2 separate regions of the Homo sapiens genome follow, and region 2 is linked to region 1. A link is a loop called in an ENCODE intact Hi-C map of the cell type or tissue named here. Cell type or tissue: IMR-90. All regions are shown on one strand. Links, peaks and the distances in the headings refer to the core of each region. The heading gives the core; the rest is flanking DNA.

Evidence for each region. A loop is a pair of places that touch in the nucleus more often than their neighbours do. Peaks named below come from ENCODE experiments on the same cell type or tissue, not always from the same donor. Only the 100,000 strongest peaks of a DNase experiment are listed, where the experiment ranks them.
Region 2: a loop joins it to region 1, with 3 times the contacts of the local background. A loop is called at or near these places in 3 of 110 quality-filtered maps.

The regions. Positions count from the first base shown.
Region 1 is chr11:2,819,152-2,830,634 of GRCh38, forward strand. The region is part of intron 15 of KCNQ1 (potassium voltage-gated channel subfamily Q member 1); the gene reads left to right. Among named protein-coding and RNA genes, the nearest start is that of KCNQ1-AS1, 37 kb to the right of the region's middle. RefSeq lists an enhancer at 8,414-9,314. In IMR-90, for the core only: no CTCF peak of the experiment used is centred there; DNase peaks (open chromatin) are centred at 6,480, 6,990 and 7,340; H3K27ac peaks cover 2,466 bases.
Region 2 is chr11:2,736,783-2,748,265 of GRCh38, forward strand. The region is part of intron 11 of KCNQ1 (potassium voltage-gated channel subfamily Q member 1); the gene reads left to right. Among named protein-coding and RNA genes, the nearest start is that of KCNQ1OT1, 43 kb to the left of the region's middle. RefSeq lists enhancers at 1-90, 1,884-2,742, 4,313-4,949 and a cis regulatory region at 6. In IMR-90, for the core only: no CTCF peak of the experiment used is centred there; a DNase peak (open chromatin) is centred at 5,259; H3K27ac peaks cover 1,526 bases; H3K27me3 peaks cover 52 bases.

The DNA.
Region 1 (11,483 bases), core at 2,010-10,009:
CCTATGCTCCAGGCATCAGTGGTAGGCCAGACAGCCAAAGTCCCTCCTCCCAAGGGCTGTGGCCCACTAGGAGGACAGACAATGACAGAGCATTGTGTGCTCTATGCCTGCCCATGTGCTGAGGAAGGAGCAGGAGAGGAAGACAAACCAGAGTTTAAGTGAGGAGTGGGCAAGGCTTTTATGAGGCCCAGCCCACCCTCCCCTGGGCAAGCTGGGGATTTGGGAATGGGAGACATCCAACACGTGTCAGCCCATACATGAGGGTAGAAGTCCAGTTGAAAACACACCTGAAACAGCAGGGTCCAAACACCAGGTGCCGAGAGCCTTCCTGACATTGAACCTTCCTTGAATTCCTGAGGTAAACCTTATGTGATCTTGACTCAAGTCCAGCTGCTGATGCATTTTTAGGTTTTAGCATCTGTGTTCATACCTGATTTGGGCCTAGAATTTTCTTGTGTTTGCTTGAGCAGTTATGGTGCCTGGGGTTTTACCTTGTCAGATAAGTTGAGCAACCTCCCCTTTTGGCTAGTGCTCTGGGATGGATGGGATGGATGTCGTCTGCTTTTTTAGGTAATTATAGAAATCACCCCCAAAAACTAGACTGGAAACCTTTTAGAGGAGGGTAGGTAACTGGCATTTGTGTCTCCCCAATGGGTTTATGTTTCTTAGGATTTTCTACCACATAAGCCACTTTTGGTATTTTTTGCCTTGAAACTTATCCATCATATTGTGTTTTCAATTTTATTGATATGAAAGTATATATCATAATCACTTACAATTATTCAATTCCCTCGGTAGCAGTAGTATTCATTCCTAATTCTTATTTGTTACTTTACTTGCTTAAGGTTTATCTACTTTACTGGCTCTTCAAACAACCTGCATTTGGTTTTATTGGTCAATTCTTTTTCATAAAATATTTTTCTATTTTGCTAATATCTTCCTTTGACTTTGTTCATTCTTTTCTTTGTATTTGTTTTGGTGTTCTTTTTCTAGCTTCTTGAGTTGAAAGCTTAGCACATTTATTTTCAATCTTTTTTATTTTCTAAAATTGCCATCGATACTTCTCCAAATACCCTATAGGAAGCATCCCACACTCTTGGCATGTAATCAGCTCCTTGTAAATCCATCCTAAGATTTTCTCTCTGCCTTATTTTCTCTTTAATCAAAGAGTTATTTAGAAGGGTACTTTTTAAACTTCAAGATGTATCCATCTGTTGCTATTTTTATTAATAATTTTCTATTTTACATCAAGGTACAGATTTTTAGAAATTTATGGAGTTTTCCTTTGGTGCCTAATAGGATCATTTCTGTGACCTTTTTGTATATGTGTGGAGGCGGTGGAGTCTTTTCTGTTAATTGTGTTAAACTTGTTAGTGGAGTTCTGCGACTCCTCCACCTCCTGACTTACCTTGCTGTTTGTTTGTTTGTTTGTTTGTTTGTTAGTTTCACCCACTGTGGTTTGTCAGTTTCTGAGAGACAGGCACTAGGATGGCCAATAATATTGTGGATTTCTTGATGTGTTGGTTTTGTTCATTTGTTTTTCCTGCCCCATCCTCTGGGCCCTTAAAGCCTGGGCACATGTGTCCTCTCCTTACGTCTGGGGAAATGGTCTCCATTGAGGGTTTGAGTCTGCGTGGCTTCCGCCTCCCTTCCCTCCTGCTAGAGCCCCTCTGGAAGCTGCTGGAAGCCATGTCCTCCACATCCCCTGGCTCTTCCTTCATCCCATACTTTCTTCTCCCTGACAGAGCTGTCAAGGGGAGTGCCTACACCCCACCTCCATTGCTGCTCACCCTCCCCTGGCCCGTGCTGGGCCTCGGCCATCTCTGGGGCTGTTTCTAGGCCCATCTAAGCGAGGGGTTCCTTAACCTGCCTTGCTTTTGCAGCTGCCTGAACCTCCCTCTAAGGACATCAGCACTCTTCGGAGGCCAGGTCCGGCCTGCTCTGCTGCCTTGGTGGGAAGCTTTCGTCCCTGCAGGGTGGGGTGGGTCTGTCAAGTGTTCGGTGGCCCCTGGCTGGTGCTGTAGCAACACGGGTGTCAGAGGGCGGACACCGAAGCCTGGTGCTCTGTGCGAGTCCCGTTTCCTCGCCTCTCAGCTGTGTGACTCCAGGTGCAGAGGCCCCGCGTGGGGCAGGAGCACTGCAAGCGAGAGGATGGGAAGGTGGCCGTGGGCCTGGCAAGGGTTGGGGAATATGGTGAGAATGGTGCCCATGGGGTCACGCCAGCCACACACACTTTCTCGAGAAGTTTCAAGTGGAGCCACAGGGCCATTGTGTGTCCTGAATCATTGCTCTGGCTGAGGGAGTCTGGGGACCCATGAGGGCCAGATGGATGGGCTCAGATGGAGTGGGAGGCCATTGGGAAGTGGCTGGTAAAAAGCCTCATGAGGGCAGAGCCCCACTGACCCCACACAGTTACCCATGGTGTCCCCTTCCCCACGTGGTAATTCTGGACTGTTCACAGTGGCTTCCAAGGCCTTTGGGATGGGCCTTGCGTGCTGCCCTTCTGCTGGAAACCCTCCCAGCCATTTGAGGTCCTGCCCTCTGCTCACCTTGTTCCCTGTGCCCATGACATCTCCCCACCTTTTCCTGGCTGCTATGTACTGGTCCTATAGGGGTTCCTTAAAGGGTGCATCTTCCAAGCCACTCCTGTTGCCCTCCTCTGCAGCCACATCCCTGCTCTGCACACCCCCACCCCAGCAAGTGTGTGTGAGCTCTGTAGTCGTGTCATGGCCCCAGTGATGTCCTCATTCTATCCCTGTCCCTTCATGGCAGAGTGGACTTTGCAGGGTGACTAAGTGAAGGATCCAGAGATGGGGAGATGATCCTGGGTTATCCAGGGGCCCCGAATGTGATCACAAGGGTCCTTCTAAGAGGGAGGCAGGAGGGTCAGTCAGCGGAGAAGACAGGGGGATGGAAGCAGAGCTCAGAGAGGCTGAAGGTGCTGTGCTGCTGGCTTTGAAGACGGAGGAGGGGCCACAGCCCAGGAACGCAGGCAGCTTCTAGAAAACCGGAGAAGGTGAGGAATGAATCAGCCCTAGAGCCTCCAGCAGGTATCAGCCCTGCTGACACCTTGTTAGCCCGGTGAGACTCCTGACCTCCAGTGCTGCAAGATGTCACACACGTGTTGCGCTATGCTTGTGGTAACATGGCACCACAGTGCAGGATGCTGACACAAGCACCAGCACAGCGCCAGGCCCTGGGGTATAGTGTGGATAAGATGGACTGGACCCTACCCTCCTAGGGATGTCCCTCTAGGAGGTGGAGGTGGGGAAATGGGGACAGATATTAGGCCATTATGGCAGAATGCAAGTGTTTAGTTAGAACTGTGCTAAGTGCGTAAAGAGAGCTAAAGGCTACATAATAAGTTGTGAGCCTACCTAGGGTATTAGCAGAGGTGTCCCAAGGAAGCTCCCTGTGAGCCGAACCCCAAAGGATGGGTGGAAATTAGCTTAACTAAGTGGAGAGGTGGGATAGTCATGGGCCAAGGCCCCAAGGCAGGAAGGAATAGGCCTGGTCTGTGGGTCTGAGAGGATGGAGAGGGCTGAACACGGGCCAAAGGAGAAAGTTAGGGAGGGAAGGTGGAGTCCTTGGCAGGGGCTCAGCTCAGAACAGGGGGAGCCCCAAAGGATGTGAGGCAAGGGAGCAATGAACAAATCTCACCATTGTAAGATCTGAAATTCAGAACGGTGGCATAGGCCAGAGTAGGACATTGTGAAAAAGAAACAATTAGAGAAGCAGAAAGAGTGCTTGGAAATGTCAATTATGCTGCTGAATTAAAAAAAAAAAAATCAGTAAAAGATGGAAGTAAATCTCCCTGAAAGTGGAATGAAGACTGAAAGACAGAAAATCAGAACACCCAAGAAACATGCAGACTCAATCCAAGGACATCCAATATCCTGCTATTGGAAGTTCCAGAAAGGGAGATGAGAGGAAATAGAGACTAAAGAAAGGGCCCACTGAGAACCTCTAGCAGAAAAGAGCAGCCACTGTGTCATCATGCCCTTCAGGAACAGCAGAGATAAAGACAACATTCTAGAATCTTCTCAAAGAAGTAACAGGTGATTTTCCAAACATGGGCCTCTGAACAGATCAGTCTTTGGTAGAGAAAATTTATGAAGAGAGATGCCTTCAAAATTGTGAAGGAAAATAAAATTCTATACCTAGCCAAAGTATCTATCAAGGGTGAGGATACAGTAAAGACATTTTCAGATACTCAAGAACTTATAAAATTTTTCCAAGTCACTGCAGGAAAAAAGTATAGAATTTGCTTTCTATCCCTTTTCTTAGAAGGTTCTGGAGAATGCACTCCAGCAAAACGTGGGAGGAAACCAGGGAAAAGGAAGGCACCAACAACAAGGAGGCAGAAGACCCTACACAGACAGAACAGGGAGGTCCAAGCCCAGCAGCTGGCTCAGGGCTACAGGCCTCCAGCCCAGGCAGCCCAGGCAGGAGCAGAGGACAGGATACTCCTGAAGAGGCCACCCAGGAAGAGAAAATAGGTGGGACTGGGAAGAAAATCTGCAACGGAGCTTCCAAAACAGCGGAGGATCTCCCTGAGGGAGGTGTTGTTAGAGAAGAGAGCAGAGAAGCAGGAGAACCCAGAAAGGAAATGTGAGCACAGTATACCCCCTGGCTCTGTGGGGGACCCAGGCAGTGGGCATAGATTTCATCAAAACAATGGGGAAGCTGTGCTGGACAGTTAGAGGGTGGACAAAGCCGAGGGTGGGGTGAGAGCTTAAGCCTCACCTTCATACAAGGAAGATTCTAGTAGCTAAGATTGACAAGTCGAGAAACCATGTGGCCAGCATGTCACCAAAAGCTGATAAGAGGACCAGTGATGGGCTTCCCGGGAGTGGAGCTGGGCATGCACACTAAGGCCTGGAGGCTTGTGCTTATCCATCATATAGCAGGCCTGCCCTTTCCACAGCACAAACACCTTGACACACACCGTCACACACACCCATATTCGACACACACATTCACACAAACACACCCAGACACATGCATGCACATGGATAACTAACTCTTCCAGCAAGAGCCACCCCCTGGCTGAAGTGTGAGGCTGTCCATGGAGGGGCCAGAGTAGAGGGGAGGTGGGTGAGGAGGCTACGCAGAGGCCCTGGGAGGAGGGAGGCTAGGCCCAGGGGTGGAAAGAAGACAGATACGAGAGGGGATTTGGAGACACAATCCCCAGACTTGGGGACGAGCTGGATATGGTGGTGAAGGAGGGGAGTCTTCAGGAAAGACCCCCAGGTTCTGGCTTGGCCATATGTTGGAGGCTGAAACGATTCATCCAGACAGGAGCAGGGAGGAGGACACGCAGGGCCTGAAAGGTTCTGAGGTGTCCACGTGGAGGTGTTTGCCCGGCAGTTTAGGCTGCAAGGCTCAGCAGGGAGATTGGAGCTGAAAACAGAGGCTGCAACATGGAGGTGGTACCTGAAGAAGGGGTGTGGATGAGGTTGCCTGGCAAGAGATTGCAGGGAGAGGAGAGAGTGAGAATGGGGCCACTCAAGGGGTGAACAGGGCCTTGCAGTACAGGAAGCAGCTGGGGGTGGCGGGAAGAAGACAGTCAGGAGCTTGGGCATCCTAGAGGCCCCCGGGACAGCTTTGAGGAAGGAACGTCCCCTGGGTTCCACACCACAGAGCCATAGAATTCTGTACTTGGCCTGTCTCAGTGCCGTGCCGCATCCATCCTGCCCCTGGCACCGGAGGGTACACTGATCAGGGACACGAGTTCCCCTGCCGGGCACAGAGCAGGTTCCCAGTGAGTTCTGGGGCCTCAGTGACTGGGCAAGGACAGGGGCGTTTGGACAGGGGAGGCCGGGTGTGGATGGAAGCTGTACGATGGGGCCTGGGCCAGGGATTGTGGGCCAGCTCCGAGCTCAGACATTGGTCTGCACATGTGGCTGGTGCAGGAGGCGCAGTGTGCTGGGCCTCAGCCTGGACACGGCTGTCCCATGCGCAGAGACAGGGTCACGGTGGAAAGAGAGTCCAGAGAACATGGGAGGTGCCGTTTCCCTGCGGCGGGACTGGGGCTGGGGCCCGGCTTCCCCGACCCTGCTGTCGGGCGTGTGCCTTCATAGCCCAGGAAGCCAGTTCCTGGCAGGGTGGGCTCTGCAGCCAGGCCGCCAGGGTGCAGACCCAGACCAATGGGAGGCCAAGGGAGGCCCGCAGCCCAGACCTTCCGAGCCCTCAGCCTGCTCAGCTCAGTGTCCTTCCAGGGAAATGGGCGTTTCCTGTGGGAAGGTGCCAGGGGCCCCGGGTGCTGGAAGAGCAAGCACCACGCGGGGGGGTAGGGGCGCCCCAGCCCTCTACTGGCCAGTGTCCCTCCAGTCGTCCAGCCCTTGCTGCCAGGGGCCCCGCCCATGTGCCTGGAATCACACCCTGGACGCTTCCTTCTTTGGGTTAGATGTCGTCGTCTTCAACAAATATTTTCTGAATGTCTGCTATGTACTAGACTCTGGGAACACAGGGGAAAGTATGTGGACCTGCCCATGAGGAAGTCAGTACAGTGGGGCCATGAACAATAAACAGACAATTAATTATCCTTCGCGGAGCTGCGCGGGGGCAGCTCTCCCAAAGCAGTCAGTCATTCACACTTCAGTATGAATGAGTCTCCGGGTACTTTGCTCAGTAACGGACTGGACCAGCGCGGCCTCCACGCCAGGGACTGGGGCAAGGGTGGAGTTTGGAGTAAAGAGAGAGGCAGGGCAACCCCTTTCCACAGACACTTTACCACCTCCCCACATTGACAAGCTGGCTCCCCAGGGCCACCCGGAGCCCCTTCCTCAGATCCTGTCCCCATTGGCATGGTCTCAGCCCCTCCTGCCCCAGTACCCTCTCCCCGAGGCCTCGTCCTCCCCGCCATCCTGGAAACGATTTTGTTGTCTGCAGAGATTATGTGTAACTGCCTGTGAGTTATAAGCCTCCACAGCAAGCAGCCTGTTACCTAACCAGGCCTGGCTCATGCCAATGTCTTGAGTAATTATTGGGGGGCGGGGGCTGTCCAGCCCGCAGCAGAACCTCTCCGAGGGAGTGCTATTGTTTTTCATGTCAGCTGCATTTTAAGGCTACATTTCACGTCAGCTGTGACTTGGAAGGAAAGAGGGCCCGGCCTTTGAAAAATGAAGAAATTGAGCCGGGGTTGGGGGCGGGGAGGGCAGGTTAACCCTTCGGGCTCCAGTATTCCCCAGCTTCCCAGGGTCTCCTGGCAGTAACCAGGCCAGCTGGGGGTCAGAACCCGCGGCCAGGCCCAGCAGCCGCCTCTTGGCAGCGCTGATGGAAACCGCCGTGCGGTTCCGCGCAGACAGTCACGGAAACTCAGGCAGACCCGGCGTTGGGTGCGCCAGGCCGGTGTGGGAGCACTTTCCCCCGCCCCCTCCTGCTGCTGCTTCCCCGAAGGCCTCCCCAGCAGACCTGCAGCTGGGCACCCACAGGGTAGAAATGCCCTGGATTGGCTGTGGCACAAGAGGGCTGGCCCAGCACACCCAGCCCACCACTGTGCTCCCAGAGGGAGAACAGAGAGGGGTGCAGAGGGCCAGAGAGGCACGGGGCTCCCCTGGGCACCCCTCGTCTTGGGGCCCCTGCCCTGCCTCCACTCAGAATCCCACTATGTGCTTGGAGCCATGCTGGGTGCTGGGGAGACACACTAACCACTTCCCCATATGCTCACAGCCAGAGAGACACACAGGCCAGCAGCCTGTAAACCACTGGGTGTGGGGTGTCTGGTCCTGGAGTGACAAGGACAGGGAGGAAGAAAGCCAGGCAGGTGGCCCATGAGCCGTGGAGTAGGTGGGGAAGGGGACATCTCCAAGGAGGTGACATCGGAGCAGTCCTCTAAGGAGTTTGGAGTCATTTTCAGTCACTCACAAGCCACAGGAGGGCTTCAGCCTGAAGCTCAGAGGTGATGTGCTTAGATGTCACAGAGCCGGGAGGGGAACAGGCTGGGCTGCAGAGAGGAGGCCAGGCACAGTCACCTCGTGTTGCTGTCCCCCAGGTAGGAGATAAGGGACCAGAGTCAGGGCAGGTGGGAGAAGGGGAGGTTCTTGGTTCAGCTGCTGCTGAGACAGTGACCCTGGGGACAGCCCAAATAAGAGAGAACTTTGCCACCCGCAGGGTCCCAGAGTAGCAGAAGCTTCAGGGCTGATGTGTGCCTGGTGAATCAGCCTGGCCCCAGACCTCCTCTCTCTGCTTGCTTTCCTGTCCACAATCCAGTGCTTCTGTCCTATGGTCCCCAGCGGCTGCTCCTGCATTCACCATCACATCTGCATTCCAGCAGCAGGAGGGAGGTAAAAGACATGAAGGACAGGCCCCACTCCTGTAAAACCCTACACAGAAGCGGCCCACGTCATCCCCCTTTCTGTCCACCCGCCGGAATGTGACGCACGCCTGAGTCGCTGCAAGGGCCCCTGGGGACGGAGTCTCTATTCCAGGCAGGCAAACACTCAGCTTAATTCAGGGTTCTGTTGATTAAAAAAAAAAAGTGGGGTCGGGGGGGCGGGGGAGAGCGGCTATGGAGACAAGTGGCTGTTTTGCCAGAGGGAAAATTCCACATGTGGCTTGGAGGCCAGACCAGAAGGACTCAGATAGGAGTTGGGCGCTTGAGGGAGGAAATGGGGGTACACTTCAGCGGCTCAGGCCAGGGTGTAAGTAGCAGGTATGTGGTGGTACTGTTTTCCGGAATGAAGAGGAAGGGGCGGGCAGAAGGCAGCGAGAGCTTTGTTTGGGGTGTGTCGAATTCAAGATGCCTCTGAGACATGGAAGTGGTGAGGTCAGGGGCCGGGAACCCTATGGTGGTGTTGGCCCTGAGTCCAAGCCAGGCACCACCGGGCACATAGAGGTCTTGAAAGCTCGAATGTGGGGAGGCCAGCAACAGAGGGAACACTACCTGCAAAGGGGCGAGGGCAGGACAAAGGCTGGCAGCACCACACAGGAGCCAGCAGGGAAGGGGCCACAGCCGGGACTCAGAGGAGGCAGCCACGTGCAGAAAGGCACCCATGGGAACATGGCTCCTGGGAGCTGGAGGACCTCAGCAGGCAGGGACTAGCACCCAAGAAGAAAACTCTGAGAAGTCAGGACAGGAGATGGTGTCGTCAGGGGGCTGCTGGAAGGTTTGGTGACCGGAGCAGCAGGTGCCAGAGCTGAAAGCACTGGTTAAACGTGATGGGTAAACACATGTCTATTTCAGCTTCTTTGAATCCCACTAAGGTGACAGTAAAGGCATGAAAAACATGGAAACATGTAAATCAACTAGGGTAAAGTGGTCAGGAGAAAAGAGGAGACCAAAAATATGTTGACAAAGGTTTGGAAGCTGGGAAGCAGGAGGACAGATGGAGACTGGCCTAGGAGACTGGAGAGGGTAGACACCAAGCCCTGCAGGAAGAAGAGCCACCAAGAATGAGGCAGTTCCCAACCCAGGACCCTGACAGGCAGGTCTCACCCCAGCCCATGAAGCCAGATGCTACTGATTCTCAAGCTCAGCTAGAGACAGGTTGAGTCTCCAGAAAAGCTGAGCCTGAGAGGTTCTGAACTTGGAGCCACCAGGAGCAGTTGTGGGTGGGGCAGGAGCTCTCGTGATGAAAACAACAGGGATTCAGTAAATGCATTCAAGCTAAAAAGGAAGACCTCCTCCCCCACTTCCCTCATCAACTCCCAGAATGCCCGGTGGGGCACACCATTGTTTTCAGAACACCAGCAATAAAGCAGACACTCCACATTTCCAGAGAGAAAAAGTAAGTCACACACAAGAGAATAGAAAATCAAAACGGTATCCAATTTCTTAACAGCAATTCAGAAAGCTAGCACATAGTAGAGAAATGCCTTCAAACATCTGAGGGAAAAAATGATTTCCCATCCAGAATTCTATACCTAGTCAAACTCTCAGGTATGAGAATAGAATAAAGACATTTCCAAACATGCACAGTCAAAAATTGTATCTACCACATGCCTTTTCTCAGAAAGTTACTTGAGGACGTGCTCTAGCAAAATGAGAGGAAAAAACAAAGAAAGAGAAACACAATTCAAGAACCAGGGAGACTCCAACACCAAAAACAAAAGGCCAAGAGAATTTTCAACATGAGTGAAAGAAGTTCTAGCATTACAGCTGCTCAGCATGCCTACAGTGCAAACAGTCCTGCTAAGACTCCAGGAAGAAATCCCAGAAGAAAAAAAAAATGAAGGTGATAGACTGCCAGTATTCTCAATAGGATGAAAGAAGTTTTACAATTCTTACAGAAAGTTCAAGAATGAATTAGTGACAGATGCAGTAAAAAACAAGCAAAACCTAAGGCCATTTGTAACCCAAGGGAAAACAAGAAGATGTAATCATAACAGACCACAGGACACAGCTAAAAACAGTGATTACATAGTGACATAAAGAGTTATATACTGTTTGTGTAAAATGCAAACAGTAAGTACTTATTTAGCCTAGAATTCTAATTTAACTGTGTTGGAAAGATAAGGGAGTGGGGAGGGCAGGGGCATGAGAACAAAATCTTGATCACTTCTCTTCCATGTTAGGCAGTCACTAGATAATGTCTAAAGTGACAAAATTTCAAGGAACAGCAATGTAAATGTGTAGTTTGGAAATGCCAAGGTAAAGCCAAGAGATAGTCGGTAGGGTTGAAGGGCTGCCTCTGGGAACAGAAATTAGAGATAGAAGATCTAGCGCCCAGGGAAGGCTGTTTAAAGATGGGAGAGCTTCACGGGTTTTCTCACTAAGGGTAAGAAAATTTAAGAAGGAAGTGATGGTGCCAGAGAATAGGGAATTCTGCCAATACCCTGGTGGGGAGGGGGAGGGGGAGGGGGAGGAGGATGAGAAGGAAGGAGGAGGGAGGAGGAAGGAAGAGGGAGGAGGAAGGAGGAGGAAGGAGGAGGAAGGAGGAGGGAGGAGGAAGGAGGAGGGAGGAGGGAGGAAGAGAGAGAAGGAAGAGATTGGCCAAGGAGCTCTGAGAGGGGAAGGTGGGTGCATGCCACCCTGGCTGGGAACAGCAGGTGTGTGGTGAAGGGGAAAGACCAGCAGGCCCTTTACACCGTGGGCACAGGCTCAGGACTGGCTGGGTGCTACGCAGGAGCCCTCTGACTAGCTGGGGCTGGGGCTGTGCAGGATAAGGCCAGTGAGAGAAGAGGACTCACTGGTGGGTGCCTCCTCCCCACCTTTAGCAAGGGTTGACAGAGGGATCTGGGCTCTTCCCTGGGCAGGCATCCCAGAGCTATGACCTGAATGATATCTTAGATGATCTCCAAGGCCCCGGGATCTAAGTCCCTGTTAAGTCCCCTGTTAAAGGACCTAGGTCCTCCCAATGGCCTGCAAACCACACCCAGTCTAGTCAGCATGTATCCCCACACCCCAGTCCCAGTGTCCCAAGAACCTCTTCCTCCAGCCCCGGGAGCAGGAAGGGCGGGCTGGGAGCTGCAGGATGGGGCCTGAATCTCTCATCAACTCACAGGGTCAGCCTGGGCCAGGCAGGCTGGGGGCCAGCCCA
Region 2 (11,483 bases), core at 1,839-9,838, 83 kb before region 1:
TGGCATGCGCCCTGCGCCTCTGCTGGGCCTGGTGGGGCCTAAGGGTGAAAACTCGGTCAAGATAAGATGCCCACGGCTCAGGGACCCCACAGTCACAGGTGGGGAGTGGCGCAGAGCCTGGGCCTGCCTCGGGCTACCCTGAAGTGCCAGCCGAGGGTGGCTGAGGAAGCCCAGTCCCGACCCCCACCGCCTGCCTTCCCAAGACATCCTGAGTGCCCCTCGCCAGCACTCCCTGCTCGGGGATCCCATTATTCCAGGAGGAGGAGCCAGGGGTACCACTTTCCATTAGTGGGTCCAGAAGAGATCCCAGCGGGAAGGGGCAGCCTTCAGGGTAGGGCAGCGGATTAGGGAGGACTCCCCCAGGAGAGGAGGAGGCAGGCAGGGAAATTCTGGGGGGAGTGTATTCCACAGGGTAAGCAGAGGCTGGATCCCGAGAGCATCTGGACTTGTTCCCAGGGCACCCAGCACAGAAGTGAAGGGGTGCCGGTGGAGAGGGAGAGCCCCGGGCAGCTGCTGCCGTGTGGGTGGATGTCCGGCCACTGCCCAGCCACCTCTCTGTCCCAGGAAGCTGCTCTCCTGGGGCATGTGCACCTCAAGTGGGTGCAGCAGGCCCAGACCCACGGGGGCCCCTGGAGGCCTGCTGGATGCCCGCGAGCTGCAAGGAGTTAATTCCTGGCCTTGTGGGCTGGCAAACTCTGACTCACAGAGCAATAAAATTCTTGTGTTTTAAAAATCAGTATATTAGCTTAATTTTATAGATTTCAGAAGTGCTACTTGAAAATAAAAGTCTCCTAATTATATTTATGATCCCAACGTGAGTGAATTTGACTCCGTTCACGGCGAAGAAGCTTTGTGTAAAATGCCGGGAAGCCTTCGTGCTGACTCGGCCCTCGCAGACCATAAAACACGGCTGGTGGGTCCGAGCCCGGCAGGGATATGGGGTCACAGCAAAGTCCCTATTAATGCCATGTCCACCTCGCTGCCAGGGAGAGTGGGGCTGCAGCAGGGTGCGACCGTCACAGCCCTAACTCTGTGATGGATGCCTGCTGTTGTGATCATGGACATGAGGATGTGAGGCGGTCATAATACAGGAGTGGGCTGGAGGCAGGGAAAGGGGTTGGTGCCCCCTGCCCAGGGGAGGCACACCTGGGGGCACAGAATGACACTGGGTCCTCTCAGCTTCATCCATTTCCTGCTCCAGGCAGGGCCCTGGGCCTGGGCTGCAGGGATTCAAGGGAGAACCACACCCTCCTCCACTGCTGGGAGGGGCCGAGCCTGGCCTGGACTGCTGGCCCCAGGAGCCTGGGCCTGTGGTCAGGGCAGGAAATGGAGAAGATGAACGAGGAAAGGAGAAACTGCTCCAAATGGTGGGGAGGGAGGAGAGACGAGGGCAGAAGTGAGCCCCTGGCTCGGTGGGGGTGGGCTGTGGAGTGTGGGGGCACAGCGGGTTCCTTACTGAGCCCAGGGGGAGGCAGGGTCTGGAGTGTGGGGGCACAGCGGGTTCCTTGGCCATGGGGGTGGGCAGACGTGTTATCATGAAGCCGGGAGATCAAGGAAGGCTCTCTGAGGGAGGTGACATTTGTACCAAGCAAGGAAAGAGGCAGAAGATCCTTCTTCCAGGCTAAGCGCCATGTGAGAATGCAGCAGGTCGGGGCCACTGGCACTAGCGTGTGTGACAAGGGAATCTCAGGCTTCTGCTCACCTCTGCTGGGGGCAGAGACCCTGGCCAGAGCCATGGCCAACCTCCCCCCACTCCCAGCCAGGCCTAGAGCAGAGTGCCCTTGGAGGCTGGAGGAGGCCAAGTCAGCCTGTCCCATCCCTCCTGGGCCCCCGAGTCACCAGGAGATGCAGGGCTTAGCCTGGAGAGGGGCCTGTGCGGTTCCTGGGTGTTCAGGGGTGGGGTGGATGTCTGCTTTTCCTGGGGGCCCCACAGCTGGGCCAGGCTGTCCTCCCAGCAGAACGTGGGCTGCAGCACTGGCCACACAGACAGACCCTGGGGGGATTGTCCTTCTGCCACCTGGGCATTGGCACACTGGCCTTCCGCAGACACTCAGCAGGCCAAAGAGTGGGCTATCATCAGACGCTGGCCCCAGGCCTGCCCTGTTGTTGCGGGTGCAGTGAGGTGCCTGCGGCCAGGTGGGTGAGCGAGGTGCAGGCTGTCACTCACCAGCAGGGTTGGGGCTTGGGGGGACCCTGGTACAGGTGGAGTCCAGGGGTCTGCAGAGGATGGCTCGAGCCCTGCTACCACCATGCTGCTTTGAAAAAGGACTGACTTCTCTGCTGCCTCCGCCTCCCTGTGAAGTGGGACTGACATCCCCTGTCCTGGGGTGGCCTTGAGTGTGTGCAGTGCGTCTGGCACAGGCAGGTACCCCACATGTGTGCCCAGCATGTCTGGGAGGGCCAGGGTCGCAGCAGGGCCCCCACCCATCCTGGCTGGCTCATACTTGGCCACTGGCCACAGGTGACACCAACCCAGCCCCTGTGTGAGGTACTGAGAGCCCATCACACAGATGGACCAACCAAAGCCACAGATGACAGGTGGCAGGCCCGAGATTGCCTGAGGTCACATGGTAACACATGTGCACCCGGCAGTTGTTTCTGCCCTATCTGTGGTTCCCAGCCATTTGGATGTCACAGCCCCATCAAAGGTCCGCTACATATTCCCCCACCCCCAAAGGTGGATGGACATAGGTGGGCAACATTTTTATTACGCAAAAAAGGACATTTCGTAGAACAACATTACTCTAATGAAATACCACCATTTCATTCTAGAAAGGCTGAGGACTCCATCTCAGACCAGGGGCTGGTGGTGTCCTGGTTTTTTAACAAGAACTTGTTCTCACTCTGCCCCAGCGTTTGTCAGCCCAGCCATGGCTCCTATCCACGGCACTGGGCCCGCAGAGCTCCAGGAGCTGACATGCTCCGTCTTAAGGCAGGTCGGCTGCTCCGAGGACTGCCGGCCCTGTCAGTATGGTGTCCTTGCCCAGCTGGTATTGGCCAAGTTGACCGTGTCCAGGGGACAGAGAGAGGGGAGGGGCAGGTTGTTGGAAGCCTTTCTGCAGATGTAGCTTGGAGCAGTGTCCTAAGGGAGGCCAGCCCCTATGGGTCGGGACAGAGGCCTCACCAGTGGGATCCAGTCACTGGGGCTGAGGCCTGGGTGTGCAGGTGGGGTGGTGAGCCATGCGGCAGTAGCCCCTGGGGACTAGAGCAGGCTCCTTGTGGAGCTGTGCGGAGCTGGCCGGCCTGGTCCCCGTGGCTTCACCCTGAGCGTGCTGCTGCCTAGGCCCTGAACAGACAGAGGCAAGCCCTGCATGGCGCCCAGGGTGCCAGTGACTCTGGTTGCTCTCAAACCATGAGAAACGTTAGAACTTCTTTACCCCTCTGTGAGATGGGCTGGGCCTGGCCTCTGAGGAGCCTCCAGGAATGGCAGGAGGGAGGGTGGGGGATGGGGAGTGGGTGCTGCTGCCCATCGACGCTGCTGGGCAACTAACAAATTCAGCAAATTCTTCTTTTTATTGTGTATGTTCGACAACTGCCTTCACTTAAAGTCACTTTTTTCTGGCTCTCCAAATATACTTAGATAAGGAAACAGAGTCTATTTAAGGAACAATGTTAAGCAAACAATAGTACAGGTGTTCAAAGATATGGAATGAGTGACAGATGGGGCGAGGGACCCCGATGCAGCCCCACCCAGAGGACAGCGCACGCGGGCTTTGAAGTCCTTCCTGGCAGGCCCCGAATGTGAGCGGGTGGACCCAGGCCTCCTGGGGGCCTCAGCTCAGCTGGAGCCAGGGTCTCTGGAGGGGCCTGGGTTAGTTTCCTGTGGCTGCTGGAACAAGTCGCCAAAATTTTGGTGGCCTAAAATCAAGGTGTCCTCAGGGCTGGTCCCTTCTGGAGGCTCTAGGGAGAGTCCCTGTCCTGCAGTTTCCTGCTCCTAGGGGCGCCCACATCCCTTGGATCATGGCCCCTCCTTCACCCTCAAAGGCGGCTGCGGCTCATGGCATCCTCACATCACAGACTCTGTGCGTCCCCTGCGGCCACGTCTCCTCCTCTGACTCTGATCCCCTGCCTCTTTCCCGTATCAGGACCCTTGTCATCACATTGGGCCACCCAGAGAACCCAGGATTTTCTCCCCATTGCACGATCAGCTGCTTGGCTGCCTGAATTCCATGCAGCCTTGATTCCCCTTCAAAGGAAATCAAGTGGCAAAGGGGAATTGAGTGACGCATGCGTGAGTTCCAAGGATTAGGGCATAGACTCCTTTGGGGGCGCCCTGGGGTGGGGGGTGTTCCTGTGTCTCCCTGCAGCCCCTGCTTGGACACATGACCAGCTCAGGCAGTGCTGCCTCCGGGGGAAGTCAAGAGTCTCTGGTGAGTCTCAGACAGGCCTCAGAGTGTCTCAGGGTGGCCTCAGAGACAGGGGAGGCCCCTATGAGCTGGAGGGAGTGTGAGGACAGGGCCTCCTGTGAGAGGGCAGGTTTGACTTTTACTCTGCCGCTGAGTGACTGTGTGGCCCAGGCAGTCACCCCAGAGAGGTCTGACTGGCGCTTGCCGGGGTGGCTGTGTGCAGCAGGCATTGGGGCCCTGGAGATATTTGCTCTTTCTTTTTGTTTTATTATCCAGACTTGCAAGGCCCTGTGTGCCCCCTCGGGGCTGCACACGTGTACGCACAAACGCATGCCCAGTGTGACCCCTGTCCACACCTGGTGCCTGTCCCCTGTGCCCCTGTTTATCCCTTCTACCTACAGCCTATCCCCTACCCAGGCCCAGCCCTCCCAGCTCACCCTCTTCCAACCCAGGCCTGAGCTCTGTTCGGGTCTCTATCCTCCTGCCCTTTAGCCTCCTCTCTTACTGATAGAACATTCCAGAGCATTCCACCACCACTGGCCTGCAATTATCACCCCATCGCTGTGAGTGGGGGCAGGCTGAGGAAGCTGTGCTCGGGCCGGAGCACAGCCGGCCTCCTTGCAGGGGCAGCTGCGGGCGCGCAGACAGCTGGGGCTGGGAGCCTCTTCCAGGGATCCTCCGCCTGTGGTTTTCCTCCTTGACCTTCTTAGGAGGGTCCAGTTCCTTCTCCTGGCCAAGGCCCCACTCTCTGCCACCCCAGGCAGGGCCAGGGTGGGTCACCATCTGCAGAAGCCCTCAGGGGCCCCCAGCAGCGCCCCTCCTATCCCCCTGCCCCAGGGCGGGCTGCCGCCTTGTAACCCCCAGAACTCTTGGCTCTCATGTATATGAGTCAGCGTTGACTGTTTAACCTGTTGCAAGACACTCTGCTGGGTGCTGCGACATGGTTAGGTTTTCTCCACATTAGAAGGTAGAAGGAAGAAAAATAAGTTCTGAAAGAAACAGACTTGCCCTGCCTCTGCCCTGACCTTGAGGTGAACAGAGGTTTTGCACAGAACGACCATCCCTGCAGCGGGTGGCTTGGGGGGTACCACCATGATTTGAGACCCTGGGTGGTGCTGGCCAGAATCAGCCTCTATGAGATGGGCAGGGCAGTCCAGGGCAGGGGAAGCCCTGTGCCCCAAGATCAGATACATCAGCTACAATGAGAGGCATCAGGCGGCCTCAGGCCCTCAAGCCGGTCCCCATGTGCCCATTTGCAGTCTGTCTCATACTCACGGCCACCTGGCCACTGCACCCTGATACAGCAGTGGGGCCTTCATGCCTGTGGGGTGTCTGCCTGCCCAGCTGTGCCCACTCATGTGGTGGATTCATCCCAATGCTGGTCCTGGGGGCCCTGGGCTCCCCCCGGCCCTTTCTCGGGGCAGTTTACACTTTGCAGCTGAATCAATCAGGGGCAGAAATGCCTGGCAGGGGAATGTTTACCGATTTGGTTTTCTGGGGCTGAGGATGCTCGGTGTTTGTCCAGGCTCTGTCCTGCTGGCTCCTCTAAAGCTTTGCAAACAAGAGCCTCGGAGAGAAGGAGGCCTTCCCCTCCCCATGTGCTGAATTCGGGGCGGTCCTGACAGCCATGCGCGGGGGCCCGCTGTGGCCTCCTCTGCACGGCTGCTGAGGGAATGCAGGTCAAACAAAGTAGGCCAGCGGCTTAGGGACCCCCGAGTAAGCAGGCAGACCCACAGGAAATCCAGTGCTCCGAGCCCCCACACCTGTGGTGTGGCAGCCACCCAGCAAGACTGGACCGAGAGGCCACGTGGGCAGCCACCCTTGCCAGGTGGGCACAGGGAGTGCAGGTGGTTTGTTCTTGCCTCAGATCCAGGAGAGCAGCTTTTTTGCCTGAACCCACTCGTGAATTTTTCATATTTTTGGAGAGCTCCTTGTGAGGACAGCCGGCCTGAGCAGGCTTTGATGAACATTAGAGCAGGTGGCCACAATTGGGCAGATCTGGGCCTGGAGACCCAGTTGTCATGTTTGAGAGGGAAGGGGCATTCCCAGAAATCACAGGGATGACTGGTGTGAGCCCACCGCCCACCTAGACTCCCGTACCATGCGGGGCCCCTCATTGACTCCGAGGGTCTTCAAGGCCCTGTGCTCCTCCAGAAGGTGGGGTCTGAGGTGCTGCTGGGTGTCTCTCTTCACCTCTTCAGAAGCATTCATGAGGTAAGACCCCACCCCTTCAGGCCCTGGCACAGGCCTCAGAGCAGGCCCACCACCCAACTCACTGGTTCACTTAGGGGTAGAAATTATCCCAGCTTTTACCCAGAGCTCAGGGCCCAAGATGTCAGTTTGCCTGCCGGCTGTTGCTCTGACTGTGGCCTCCCTCCCAGCTCCCCGGCATGCAGCTCCCAGAGGGAGAACTTGAGCAGGGAAGGGAAGGGGCTCGAATCCCTACGCCAGTCCCTGCATGGCCCTATGGGGACTTGCGTCTCCCCGGAGGAGAGCAGCCCTGCGCAGCCCTCTCTTACTGATTCCTGGAGTCTGCACAGCTACATAGGGTCAGATTCACGACCTCCCAGCTTTAACCAGCCTTCTTGATTAGCCGCCATCTAAGGCCCAACTGTGCTTCGTGACAGGCCTTTGAGCCTAAAAGGAGTTGCCCCCAGCAATGACATCGGATGCCTGTTTAGTCAGCGGACTGCCTCAGAAAGGAATCTCACAGGCAGCGGGTTCTTCTGGTAGGGTGGGATATTTCAGCGGGAGGTAAACAGGTGTTGTCACAGAACGGCAGACTGGGGCCTCCCCTGGTGGGCCTTGAGGGTGCTGGCCTGCAGACCTGCTCCTGCCCGTTCTGGCCTGATCCGGGGCCTCTTGACTGCAGGTCTCTCGTGGGCTCTCAGCCCCAGGTGCCTGCCCTCACCCACGTAGCTTGGGACATCATCAGCCCATTGCCGGTACCCATGGTACCTTCACCACCCTCTTGGCCGCATTCTGAAAATCAATGTTTAGTCCCTCCTTGAACTTAAAAAGTCAAACTTAAAAAGAGATTATTACAGGGAGCTGGGGACTCAGGCTTGCACCCTGCCTGTTTAGGATAAAAGGCCACCGTGTGTCCACTCTAGTGTCTCTGCTCAAACAGGAGACGATGTGGCATCGGGAACACCAATGCGGCACTCAGAGAAGGCTCTTAGCCAGCTGGCCCCTGATGGGCTCACTGGCTGCACCAGCTTGTGTAGCAGCTGAGCTCCTGCAGAGCCTTCTGGGAGGGAAGAATGTGTTTCTTGCTCCAGTACTGCAGAGCATGTGATACCTGCAGGGGTGCAAGAGGTGCCTGAGAGCAGGCATAGCCAAGACTTGTTTGCGGTTGCTCCTGACGCAGAGCCGGCACATGAGGTGGCGTTCCCTCACTCTCTCATTCATTCATTTATTCGCCAGTGTTTCCTGGGCCCCATGCCATGCCAGGTACCTTACTAGGCCCTGGGGATAAAAAAGAGGACAAAAGAGATGAGACCTTCATCCTAGAGCTTAGGATGTGAACTGCGTCCTTCTTTAAATGGAAATTTCTAAATTACGGTGTACCGAATGCATCCACCCTTGGCCTCGTCACATGTGCTGTTGGGCAGTATTTTCCTACATTTTCTTCTGTGAAATTTATAATTCAGCCTTTGTCATTCAGGCCTGTCGTCGTGTCCAGGTGCACCTTTGCATTCGGAAGAATCCAGATTCCTTTTCCTCCGTGGAGTGACTCCCCTTCCCCACCTGCCCTGCAGCCATTCCATCCTGTCTATGGTGGTCGATGGTGTCATCTTTGTGGTCTAGTGTGTTCCCGAGTATACAAGGGTGTGTGATCGGGGCTCCCTCTTTGCACTGATAGTCTGCTGGTCGGAAGGACAATGGCGGCACCCCAAGACCTGATGCTCTGGTTTAGAAACGGGTTCTAATGCCCAGAAGAGCTCCTAAACCCCTATTTATAATAATCTCTTTTTAAGTTTGACTTATCTGTTTGGGACCTTTATTCCTCCATGCCAACTTTAAAGTTAAGTTTATTGCATTTCTTAAAAATTTCAACTGGAAGTTTGCTTGGGATTGCCTCGAATTTGCAGGTTAAATTTGGGAAAAACTGGAGTCTCTCTCATGTTGCGTTTTCTCCTCCAAGAACAAGGAGTCTCTCTGCATTGAGTCAGGCCCTCTTGGACCTCTGTTGCCATCTTTTCCTGAAAGGGCTGGTGGGGTCTTGCTTCCATTATTCCTGGATGAGACCTTCTTTCCCCTGCTATTTTGGAATTTTTTCTCCCAGGAGTTTATTGCTGGTATAAAGAAATGCCATTGATTTGGGGGGGTTGATCTCACACCTGACAACCATGTCATACTTTCTATCAGCTCTATTGATTGATCTTTTGATCCTGCTGATTGTCTAAGTGGATCGGTCCTATCAGGAGGAGTCAGCGTGACCACAGGCCCCCATTCCCCAGCCCCTAATGTTCTTGCCTCATGTCTTCAGGTGCGGGGCTGGCAGAGGCTGGGGTTACCTGACACTTGTCATCCTTCTGCTGGGCCTCAGCACCCGGCGGAGGCAGGGGCTTCCTCTGACACGATACAGGGATTTGCTGACGGTTCCTTGTCTGCTCACTAAGCGTGCCTTGGAGAAGGCCGCTCAGCGAGGGCCGCCTTCAGGCCTGAGCCCGGGGCCAGGACCAGGAGCAGGCGGCAGCAGCAAGGCAGCTCATCCTCGGCTGCCTCTTCTCCCTCACTACTATTTGGTTTTTGTTTTGTTTTGTTTTGTTTTTTGAGATGGAGTCTCATTCTGTCACCCAGGCTGGAGTGCAGTGGTGCGATCTCGGCTCACTGCAAACTCCACCTCCCGGGTTCAAGCGATTGTCTCACCTCAGCCTCCTGAGTAGCTGGGACTACAGGTGTGCGCCACCACACCTAGCTAATTTTTGTATTTTTGGTAGAGGTGGGGTTTCACCATGCTGGCCAGGCTGATCTCGAACTCCTGGCCTCAAGTGATCCATCCGCCTCGGCCTCCCAAAGTGCTGGGATTATAGGCATGAGGCACCATGCCCAGCCTCTTGCCGTCATTTTTTTTATTTTAAATAAACTTTGATTTTAGAATAGTTTTGGAATTACAAAATTCTTACACAGGTGGCACCAAGAGTCCCCAGGTGCCCTTCCCCCAGCAGCCCTATTATCAGCATCTCACATTAGTATGCATTTGTCACAAGGAAACAACAGTGCTACATGACTGTTAACTGAGTCCATGCTTGATGCAGATTTCCTCAGTTTCCCTACTGTCTTTTTTCTCTCCCCGGGCCCCACCCAGGGTCCCATGTGACATTCCTCATCCGTCTCCCTGGGCTCCTCTGGGCGGTGACTGTTTCCCAGGCTCTCCTTGTTGGTGGTGACCTGGACGGTTCAGAGGAGGACAGGTCAGGTGTTTGTAGGGTGTCCCTTACTAGGATCCGTCTGCTGCTGTCCTCACGATTCGACTGGGCTGTGGGTGTGAGGAGGGAGAGCACAGAGGGAAATGCCCTTCTCATCGCCCTGTTCCGAGGGCCCATCCTGTCGGTGTGGCTCGTCATGGGCGATGCTGTCTCTGTCTCCTGGCTCTGAGGCCGTGGCTGTCAATCTCTTCAACTGTGATTTGTTCTTTTCCCCCTTTGCAGACTGTCCTTGGACCCGCCAGCATTTGGCTCTGGGGCCCTAGAGAGACCCTGGGATGTGGATCACACTGGTGACCCCTGTGAGCCCCACTGGGGACAGATCCAGGAAGGGACCTCCTGGGAATGAGGTCTGGCCTCTGCCTGGATCAAAGCCATGGCCCCCATTCCCCGGGGATAGGGAAGCTGTGCAGGCAGCCTGGGTAATGGGCCACCGCCCCAGGCAGGCGTGGGAATCCACACATGGCCCTTCTCAAAGACGGGTGCTGTCCCTGGGGCTCTGGCGGGGTCCTGGAGCCTCTCTCATTGGGCACATCCGAGCCCAGCCTGGCCCATGGTGGAAATGCAAATCTAATTAGTCTGGCATTGAGCCCGTCTTAAAAGTATTAACAGAGCCTTAAACTGTGCTGTTGGACGGGGATGAAGAAACGCCTTAGAAAGAAATTACCGGATGGTGACAAAGCCCCAATTTATTAGTCTTCTCCAATGGGGACTGTGCAAAGGACATTAATTACTTTAATGGGACTTATTTTGCTTCGTTGCCCAAAGTAATTGGTTTATTAACCTCTCCTTCCCTTTAGGGAGGGAGGGAGGGAAAGACTGGGGCCTGGGGGTGGCCCCGGGAGGGGCTCGTCCAGCCTTCTGCTCCTCTGCCCAGCGGTGCAGCCTTGCACCCTGGGGCAGCCGGTGCTTGGTCCCTGCTGGCCTGGGCTGGGGCTGCCCCAGTGCCCACTGATCTATTCTTGTTCACTAGGCATCCACCGTGTGCCAGTCACTGGAATACGGCCATGAGAAAGACAGGACCCTCAAGAAACAACCTGTTCCCTGAAGGCCATAAGTTCACTGTTGTCACAGGTGCCCAGAGGAAAGGAAGATGGCTTTGGGGGTGGACACGTCTGGGCAGGCTTCTTGCAGAAAGGCCACAGGCTAGGATGGTGGGAAGGCAAGAGAATGCCGGGAAAGGGAGGACTGGTTGCCCACAGGGAGTGGGGGTCATGGGGGCAGGTTCCAGAGATCAGAAGGAGGTGGTGGGAAGAGGCACGCAGGGTGAGGCTGGCTGGAGGCAGGTGAGGCAGCCCAGCCTCAGGAGCCAGGAACCAGCTTCCCCGGGCTTTACCAGATGGGGAGCGATAAGGGCTGTGTTTCAAAACAATCCCTCTGGCGTGAAGCAAGCCGTCTTGAAAACAGACCAGAACCGGCTGCTTCCACCACCAGCAGAATACTTCAAGAAGACCACTCGGGCCTAGGGCTCTGCAAGCAATATCTGATTTTCAGAAAACCATGGCTCACCCACACTCTACCCTAGGAAAGGGCAGGTTCCCAGGGCTGGGCTTGTGGCCAGTGCAGCACTATCCTCAGTGGCCTGGGACACCCAGAACTGGCCAGGAAAGACCCCTACACAGACCCCCAGCTCTGCAGTCAGCCCTGTCTCCTTGTGTCCCCAGACCTCGGGCGAGGGAGAAGCAAGTTCCCCTCAGGAATGCTG